Linked DNA regions of Homo sapiens: region 2 is linked to region 1. Evidence: read pairs that join two places in POLR2A ChIA-PET (ENCODE). Cell type or tissue: Panc1. All regions are shown on one strand. Links, peaks and the distances in the headings refer to the core of each region. The heading gives the core; the rest is flanking DNA.

Evidence for each region. Peaks named below come from ENCODE experiments on the same cell type or tissue, not always from the same donor. Only the 100,000 strongest peaks of a DNase experiment are listed, where the experiment ranks them.
Region 2: POLR2A ChIA-PET joins it to region 1 with 9 read pairs; 2 of 35 experiments call an interaction of 5 or more read pairs at or near these places.

Annotation. Positions count from the first base shown.
Region 1 is chr12:76,133,056-76,137,458 of GRCh38, forward strand. It overlaps the pseudogene RTN4IP1P1. Among named protein-coding and RNA genes, the nearest start is that of NAP1L1, 51 kb to the left of the region's middle. In Panc1, for the core only: no CTCF peak of the experiment used is centred there; no DNase peak of the experiment used is centred there.
Region 2 is chr12:75,912,303-75,916,705 of GRCh38, forward strand. No RefSeq gene overlaps it. Among named protein-coding and RNA genes, the nearest start is that of PHLDA1-AS1, 120 kb to the right of the region's middle. In Panc1, for the core only: no CTCF peak of the experiment used is centred there; no DNase peak of the experiment used is centred there; H3K27ac peaks cover 3,759 bases.

The DNA.
Region 1 (4,403 bases), core at 263-4,262:
CTCCTGGGCTCAAGCAATCCACCTGTTTTGGCCTCCCAAAGTGCTAAAATTATAGGCATGAACCCCCACGCCCCACCTTTTTCTTTTTCTTTTACACCATGCCATACTCATTAGATTACATAAGAAAGTCCAATATGGAAATAGTTAACAGTTGCTCCTCTCTTCTTCCCAAGAAAAGTATCAAAACCACATTATTGCACAGGGGAATTCTACCAAATCTTTAAAATGCAGATAATTCTAGTTATATTTAAACTCTTCTGGAGCCTAAAAAAAGAAGAAAAGCTTCCTAATTATTTTTATGAAGGGAATATAAAATACATAATGGACAAAGACTACAAAATTTACAAAAGCTAAGGCCAGGTGTGGTGGTTCATGACTGTAATACCAGCACTTTGAGAGGCCGAGGTGGGAGGATCACTTCAGCCCAGGAGTTAAAAACCAGCCCGGGCAATCTAGGCAGACCTTGTCTTTACAAAAAAATTGTTTTAATTAGCTAGGCACAGTTATGTGTGCCTGTAATCCCAGCTACTTGGAAGGCTGAGGCAGGATGCTTACATGAGTCCAGGAGTTGGAGGTTGCCATGAGCTATGATCATGCCACTCCACTCCATCCTGGACAACAGTGTGAGACTCTGTCTTAAAAAAACAAAAAAAGATACAAAGCCATAGACTAGTCTTTCAATTAATATCAATACTAAATAAATTATTAATAAGCAGAATCCAACGGCAATTTATGACTATGAAGGTTTTTTTCTCCTATGAATATATGGATGGCTCAACTCTAGAAAAATCTAATAATATTTATTGTCTATCAAATGATCATCTCCATGGATGCTAAAAAGGAATGTGACAAAATTCAACAATGATCCTAGATAATAAAACAAAGAAACTTTCAATAAAAGAAATGTTGACCATAAAGCCAAACTTCATAAAATATTTAAAGAAGTTTATTCTGAGCCAATATGAATGACCATGGCTCAGGTTACAGTTTGGTTTTAGACACTGGGGAGTGGGGAATGCTTGAGTGAAGACAAGGTGGGTTGTGGAAGCCAAGGTTCTTGTTTTGTAGATGGAGCCTCCAGGTAGCTGCCTTAGAGAGAATAGATGGTACATATCTCTTTTCAGAACATAACAGTGTCAGATTCTCATTTAATCTCTCCTAGATCTGGGAAAGACCTAAAAACAGAAGGAGATTCTTTACAGACACAAACTTCCTCATGAAAGACAGGTTTTCAGGGCCATTGCAAAATATGTTAAGAAAATATATTTTGGGGTAAAATATTTTTATTGCCTTCAGGATCTGCTATCTGTTATGTGATGGTATATCAGAGTTGGGTTGGAATTTGCTATTTTATTGCCAAAGCATCTGTTTTATCAGACTTATGCTCTGTATTTTAACAGTAATGCTGGTCAGTTAAGCCCAAACTCCGAAAGAAAAGGGGGTATAATGAGGCATGTCCAACTTCTCTTCCCCTTCATAGCCTGAAATTTAGTTTAGTTTGTGGTTGTTGTTCTGAGACAAGGTCTCACTCTGTCACCCAGGCTGGAGTGCAGTGGTGATCATGGCTCACTTCAGCCTTGAACTCCTGGGCTCTAGTGATCCTCCAGCCTCAGCCTCTGGAGTAGCTGGGACTACAGGCATGTGCCACCACACCCAGCTAATTTTTTAAATTTTTTGTAGAGATGGAGTCTTGCTCCGTAGTCCAGGCTGGTCTCAAACTCCTGGCCTCAAGCTATCCTTCCACTTTGGCCTCCCAAAGTGTTGGGACTACAGGTGTGAGCCACCCTGCCCAGACAAATATCTAAATTATTTGACAAAAAATTTTATTACTATACAACCACAAAAATTCTAGAAGATCTGAGGACATAATTTTTTTGTAACCTTGGAGAAACAAAAACTTTCCACTAAAAACTTATAGAACATTTAACTATATGATAGAGTAAATTTCCTGAAGACTATAAAATACCAAATTGATTTAAGAAGAGCTAGAATCTGACTAGAGCAATAATCATTAAATAATTGAAAAGGCACTCAGCACTTACGGGGGCCAGCCTACAAGACGTTCTCAAATAAACTTTTGCCTCCTACTATCAGGCCCTCTCTGAATCAGGGCTAAATCAGAGATGGCCCAGTGACCAATAGAATAAGAAAAAAAGTGACAGTGTGTGACTTCCAAGAATAGGTCATTAAAAGACATTGTGTCTTTTATCATGCTCTTTTTAACTGCTTACTCTAGGGCAAGCTTGTTCAACCTGCAGCCTATGGGTGCATGTGGCCCAGAATGGCTTTGAATATGGCCAACACAAATTCATAAACTTTCTTAAAAAATTAAGAGTTTTTTTTTTTTTTTTTAGCTCATCAGTTATCGTTAGTGCTAGTGTATTTTATGTGTTGCCTAAGACAATTCTCCTTCTTCCAGTGTGGCCCAGGGAAGTCAAAAGATGGCTTCCCTGCAGTCTAGGGGAAGCCAGGCACCATGCTATGAGGACACTCAAGCAGTCCTTTGGAGAGACCCATGAGAAAAGGAACAGAGGTTCCTGGCCAATAGCCAGCACTGACTTGGCAGTCATGTTAGTGAGACATTTTGATCCATCAGCCCCAATAAAGCTTTGTGATCACTGTGGACCCAGCCAACATCTAAGTGCAACCTCATGAGAAACCTTAAGCCAGAACCACATAACTGAGCTGCTCCCAAATTCCTGACTCACAGAATCAATGAGATAATGAATGGTTATTGTTGTTTTAGGCCATTGAGTTTTGGGATAATTTCTAACACAGCAATAGATAAACAATACAGAACTCTACCTCTAAAAAAGGCACTAAACCAATATAGCTTTAATAAACTTCTTTTGGGCCTTCAAGAAATTGACCATATTTATGCTACTTAAACCCTTCTTGGGCCAAAAAAAAAAAAAAAGTATTTCTAATGCATTCTGTGAAATAAACATAACTCTGATATCAAAACCAGACCAGGTATAGTATCCAGACAAATAACCAAATGGACAGATAGCCAGAAACCTAGAGAGATAAGCAATCAAACATTTAAGCTATCTCAGCTATGACCATATGTACAGGTATCTTAATTAAAATATTTGTAAAGTTGATCCAGCAGTGTATTAAGATAACAAAACATTATAATTAGAGTTTGATTGAATTAGTTCATCACTCAAAAAATGTATCATTGTAATTCACTACATTAGCATATCAATAAAGTTTATAATAATATCAATAGACAGTAAAAAAAAATCACTTGATAAAATTCAGCAGCAATTACATTGACCACATCTTAGTAAACTAAGATTAGAAATAAACCTGGAAAAGGGTGAAAGCTGAAACTCAATAAGTCCAACGCATAATGTAAATCATTCAAAGAATTCCTATTTAAATTAGAAGAAAATCAAATATTTCCTCTAACAACACTATTATTGAAAAATTGTACTTGAAATTTTACCCAATTTAATTAACTCAGAAAAAGGGAAATATTAAGAAGGAAGAAACAAAACTGACTTTGAGAGTATAGAGTTGAAACTATAGCACTAAGTCTACAGGTAAAATTAATCAAAAAAAGCAAAAGAGAGAGAGGTTAAGGGAGTTTAATATGGTGTCTCAATAAAAGGTCAATGTACAAAAATTAAAGAAATAATAAATTTGGAAATAACATACAAAAAGTCTCATTTACAACAGCAGAAAAGTATAAAACACTTAGGAATAGAGATAACAATAAGTGGGTACACTTGTACTAAGAAAACTAGAGTGGCTGGGTGCAGTGGCTAACGCCTGTAATCTCAATACTTTGGGAGGCCAAGACAGGAGGACTGCTTATGGTTAGAAGTTTAAGACCAGCTTGGGCAACAAAGCAAGACCCTGTCTCTACAAAAAATAAAAATAAATTTTAAAAAATTAAGAAAGGAAAACTAGAAAACTGTTTTCAAAGATACAAAAGACATGAGTAAATTAAGAGAGACAAAAGTTTCTGGAATGGACAAATAAACTATGCAAAGACTTTAAGTCTTTCAAATTACGGTATAAATTCAATATAATTCCAAACAAAATCTTACCAATTTTTGAAATGACAAGCCAACTTGAAAGTTTACATGAAGGCAAGGAGATTCCGGGCCAAGGTCGCGGCAGTAGTCGGCAAGCGTTTGATTCTCTGGCATTGGATCGCGAGCGGTGTCTGCTTGTTCCGCAGAGGGCTCCCAGGACAGATTTGTCCATTAGTTTAACTTCATTTTCAAATGCTCCATTTTGCATGCTCAATTTTGAAACTAGCCCGTGTGTTTGGCAGAATTTGACTGAATTCAGGGGTGAGAGTTTGATCCAGTCCAGTGTATTTGAATTTGAGCATGCAGTTCAACCAGTGTTTACAATGGAATTTCTGAAGACTTGTGTACTTAGAAGAA
Region 2 (4,403 bases), core at 291-4,290, 220 kb before region 1:
TTATTAAAGAAAGAAAATATTTGTATAAATTTAGTGTAGCCTAAGCGTACAGTGTTTACAAAATCTACAGTAGTGTACAGTAATGTCCTAGGCTTTCACATTCACTCATTCACTCACCACTCACTAACTCACCTAGAGAAACTTCCAGTCCTGCAAGCTTTATTCATAGTACATGTCCTATACAGGTGTAGCTTTTTTTTTTTTTTTTTTTTTTTTTTTTGAGATGGAGTCTCTTTCTGTCACCCAGGCTGGAGTGCAATGACGTGATCTCGGCTCACTGCAACCTCTGCCTCCCGGTTTCAAGCAATTCTCTGCCTCAGCCCCCCGAGTAGCTGGGATTACAGGTACCCGTCACCTCGCCTGGCTAATTTTTGTAGTTTTAGTAGAGACGGGGTTTCACCATCTTGCCCAGGCTGGTCTTGAACTCCTGACCTCGTGATCCACCTGCCTCAGTCTCCCCAAATGCTGGGATTACAGGCATGAGCCACCATGCCCAGCTAAGGTATAGCATTTTTTATCTTTTGTACTGTATTTTTACTTTTTAGGTATGCTTTTTATGTTTTGATATGTTTAAATGCACGAATACCATTGTGTTACAACTGCCTACAGTATTCAGCATAGTCACAGGCTGTACAGCTTGGTAGCCTAGGAGTGATAGGCTATACCATAAAGCCTAAGTGTGTAGTAGATTATACCTTGTAGGTTTGTGAAAGTGTACTCTATGATGTTTGGCAATCACAAAATCGCCTAAGGACGCATTTCTCAGAATGTATCCCCATCATTCAGCCATACATGACTTTACATAAAATACATACGCACATTTTTTAAATTAGTGACAATGTACAGATGAATAAGAAACTCATCTCGGCCAGGCATGGTAGCTCATGCCTGTAATCCCAGCACTTTGGGAAGCCAAGGCAGGTAGATCATTTGAGCTTAGGAGTTCGAGACCAGCCTGGCCAATATGGTGAAACCCCATCTTTACTAAAAATGCAAAAATTAGCCAGGCCTGGTGGCACATGCTTGTAGTCTCAGCTCCTCGGGAGGCGGAGGCAGGAGAATCACTTGAACCCAGGAGTCAGAGGTTGCAGTGAACCAAGATTGCACCACTGAACTCCAGCCTGGGCGACAAAATGAGACTCCGTCTCAAAAAAAAAAAAGAAAAGAAACTCATATTAATCTGTGTAACACAAGTTTGCCAAAGCCTTATAAAGCTAAGGGTACACATGGGAGTCAGATCAAGAGTAATTGCACCAATTCATTCACTCTTGTTTCTACCCACACACTTCAGGACCCCTTTCCAGAATTGCTATTTCCTTCAGATTGTTCTGTGAGTCACTAGGCAGTATCAGGTGTTATCAAAAATGCTGTCAATGTGCCCACTCCTTTTTCCTTCCACTCCCTCCCACTTGTGGGAGGCCTAAGCAGAGGTGACTGCGGAAGGCTGCAGCAGGGTGCTGCCCCTGGGCTTACACAGACACCACTCCTGAGGGGCTGCTGTTGTCCAGGTATTCCCGAGCCCTCACTTTGTGGCAGACATGCTGTGCCTAACACAGAAGTGGGAGGATGCACCCAGTGTCCGCTCTGAGCCCAGCCCAAGCCAAAGTAGCTATTTAAAACTCCCTGTGTCTGTAGTTAAGGGCTATTTAAAACTCCCTGTGTCTGTAGTGAGGCCTAGCGTTCTCCTTTCCATTAACCTCTCTGATAGGCCATATGAGCAAATCTGGCAAGCACACAAACATTCATTTTCAAGCAGGTGCAAGAGTCATGGAGTTTGTTCTTCAACTCAATACACTTCAGTGCACTTCTCAGTGCACTGACGATTGTGGCCTCTGAAAAGACTGTTGCCTGCAAATTTCACTAGCAGCATATGGGACAGTGATATGGTTTGGATGGGTGCCCCACCCAAATATCATATTGAAATGTAATTCCCAGTGCTGGAGGTGGGGCCTGGTGGGAGGTGGTTGGATCATGGGGCAAAGTTCTCATGAATGAGAATCATCCCCCCTTGGTTCTTTATACAGAGTGAGTTCTCATGAGATCTGGTTGTTTAGAAAATGTGTAGCACTATCCCCACCCACCCCCCCCATCTTCTCCTATTCTTTCCATATAAGATGCTGGCTCACACTTTGCCTTTCACCACAAGTAAAAGCTACCTGAGGCCTCTCCAAAAGCAGATGCTGCCATGATTTCTGAACGGCCTGCAGAACTGTGAGCAATTAAACCTCTTTTCTTTATAAATTACCCCATCTCAGGTATTTCTTTATAGCAATGCAAAAACAGCTTAATATAGACAGTATTCTGGTAGCAGGCAGGTACAGCTCCCCTCTGGTTAGAATCAAGATAAAATCCTCTATTAAGCACCTGACAAGAGACCCAGTATACCCTAGGTCTAGAACACCAGTTCAAAAGGGAGTCTACTACCTTTGCCAGATTCTTAAATCCTATTCCTGTGATATTGGAGATGCCTGTACAATATTCTACCAATTCACATTTTATGAACAGCTGTTGTTTCAGCAAAAGGAAAATAATTTCTGATATCCTTTACCCCAATTACCATATCCTTCAGGGCTAATCAGAAACAAAGTGCTTGCAGTAAGTAGGTTCTTTCATACACTTATTTTTATTGTTTTATGATTTAAAAATAGGTTTAATTATGGAAATCTCAAATATATTCTAAACTAGAGACTACAGTAATAACCGCCCTTAACCCATCACCCACCTTTGACAATTATCAATCCCAGACCAATCTTGTTCATCTCTATCCAGCTAGTCTTCCTCTCCCCTCATACCCAACCCAAACAATGACTTATTTTGAAGCAAATCCAAACATCACATCATATCATCCACAGATGCATTAGTATGAAGCTCTAAAATATAATATAACCACATCTTAAAATCATTATCACACATTCAAAATTAGCAATATTTTTGTAATAAAAAATGTTTTCAAGTGCAAACCACCCACATTGTATTTCAAATGCTAACTAATTGCCCCAGGGTGTATATGAAAACAAAGTAACATATGGATTACACTGACCAATAAAGTATATTTAACATTCCGTAAATATCCTTTTGTTAAAATTCATATGATATGTCGGTTTGGGGTGGCAGGGTTGGGGGAGTGGGGGTGGGGGCAGGGCAGGGAATGACCAAACCACCTCTTAAGTAATATACATTGTGTTTGGGCACTGGTTCAAGGGAGGAGGGAGGAGAAGAAAGAGTGAAGAGCTCTGTGCCATTGTGCTTTTTAGTGAGGCAAGATTAACCATCATCCCTTATGTCTGTGCGTTTGTTTTATTTATCTGTGTATATAATGTATACAAAGGACAAATGAGTCCTAATTTACAACACCCAGTCTTTCCAGATGTTAAAGAGGTTGTCAGTGTGTGACAAAATTACAATTAGTAAACTAATATATTTTGTATATTTTGTTTTAAAATTCCTGGGAAAGATTCTCTTCTGAAAATCCGAGCATTATAACCCACTGGGTTGAAGGAGATAGGAAGGTTCTAGGCCAGAATGTTCATATTCGAAGGCTCTTTCAAATTATAACTATTGTTATATGTGTGCAGTTTATTGAAGACTGCTGTGTATATAGAGGACAAATTAACTCCTTATCTAAAACATCTAGTCTACCTAGATGTTTAGAAGTGCCCAACATCTATTAAATGTAGAGGTAGTAAAATATCACTTTGTAGATACCTTTTTGCTAAAATTCATAGGAAAGATTGTCTTTTGGAAATGGAATTGTTAAACCACCTCTGTGAGCAATATGGTACTACACCTGTTCAAAGGTTTAGAAGAGGTGGGAAGGAAGGAACTGCAAAGAGTAATGTGCTAGTATGTTCAGTAGTTTCAGGCACCATTTTTTCTGTGTGTTTTGTGCATTTTGTTTTGTTGCATATATAGTGTATATATAATGGACAAATGAGTCCTGATTTTATAATATTTCATCTCTAGATATTAAAGAGGTTGCCAGTATATCACAAAGTATATAGTAAAATTTATTTATTTATTTATTTGTTTGTTTGTTTTTGAGACAGAGTCTTGCTCTGTCGCCCAGGCTGGAGTGCAGTGGCGCGATCACGGCTCACTGCAAACTCTGCCTCTCAGGTTCACACCATTCTCCTGCCTCAGCCTCCTGAGTAGCTGGGACTACAGGCGCCCGCCACCACGCCCGGCTAATTTTTTCTATTTTTTAGTAGAGACGGGGTTTCACCGTGTTAGCCAGGATGGTCTCGATCTCCTGACCTCGTGATCCACCTGCCTCGGCCTCCCAAAGTGCTGGGATTACAGGCATGAGCCACCGCACCAAGCCAAATTTATTTTTTTTTCCAAGATGGAGTCTTCATTCTGTCACGCAGGCTGGAGTACGGTGGTGCGATCTTGGCTCACTGCAA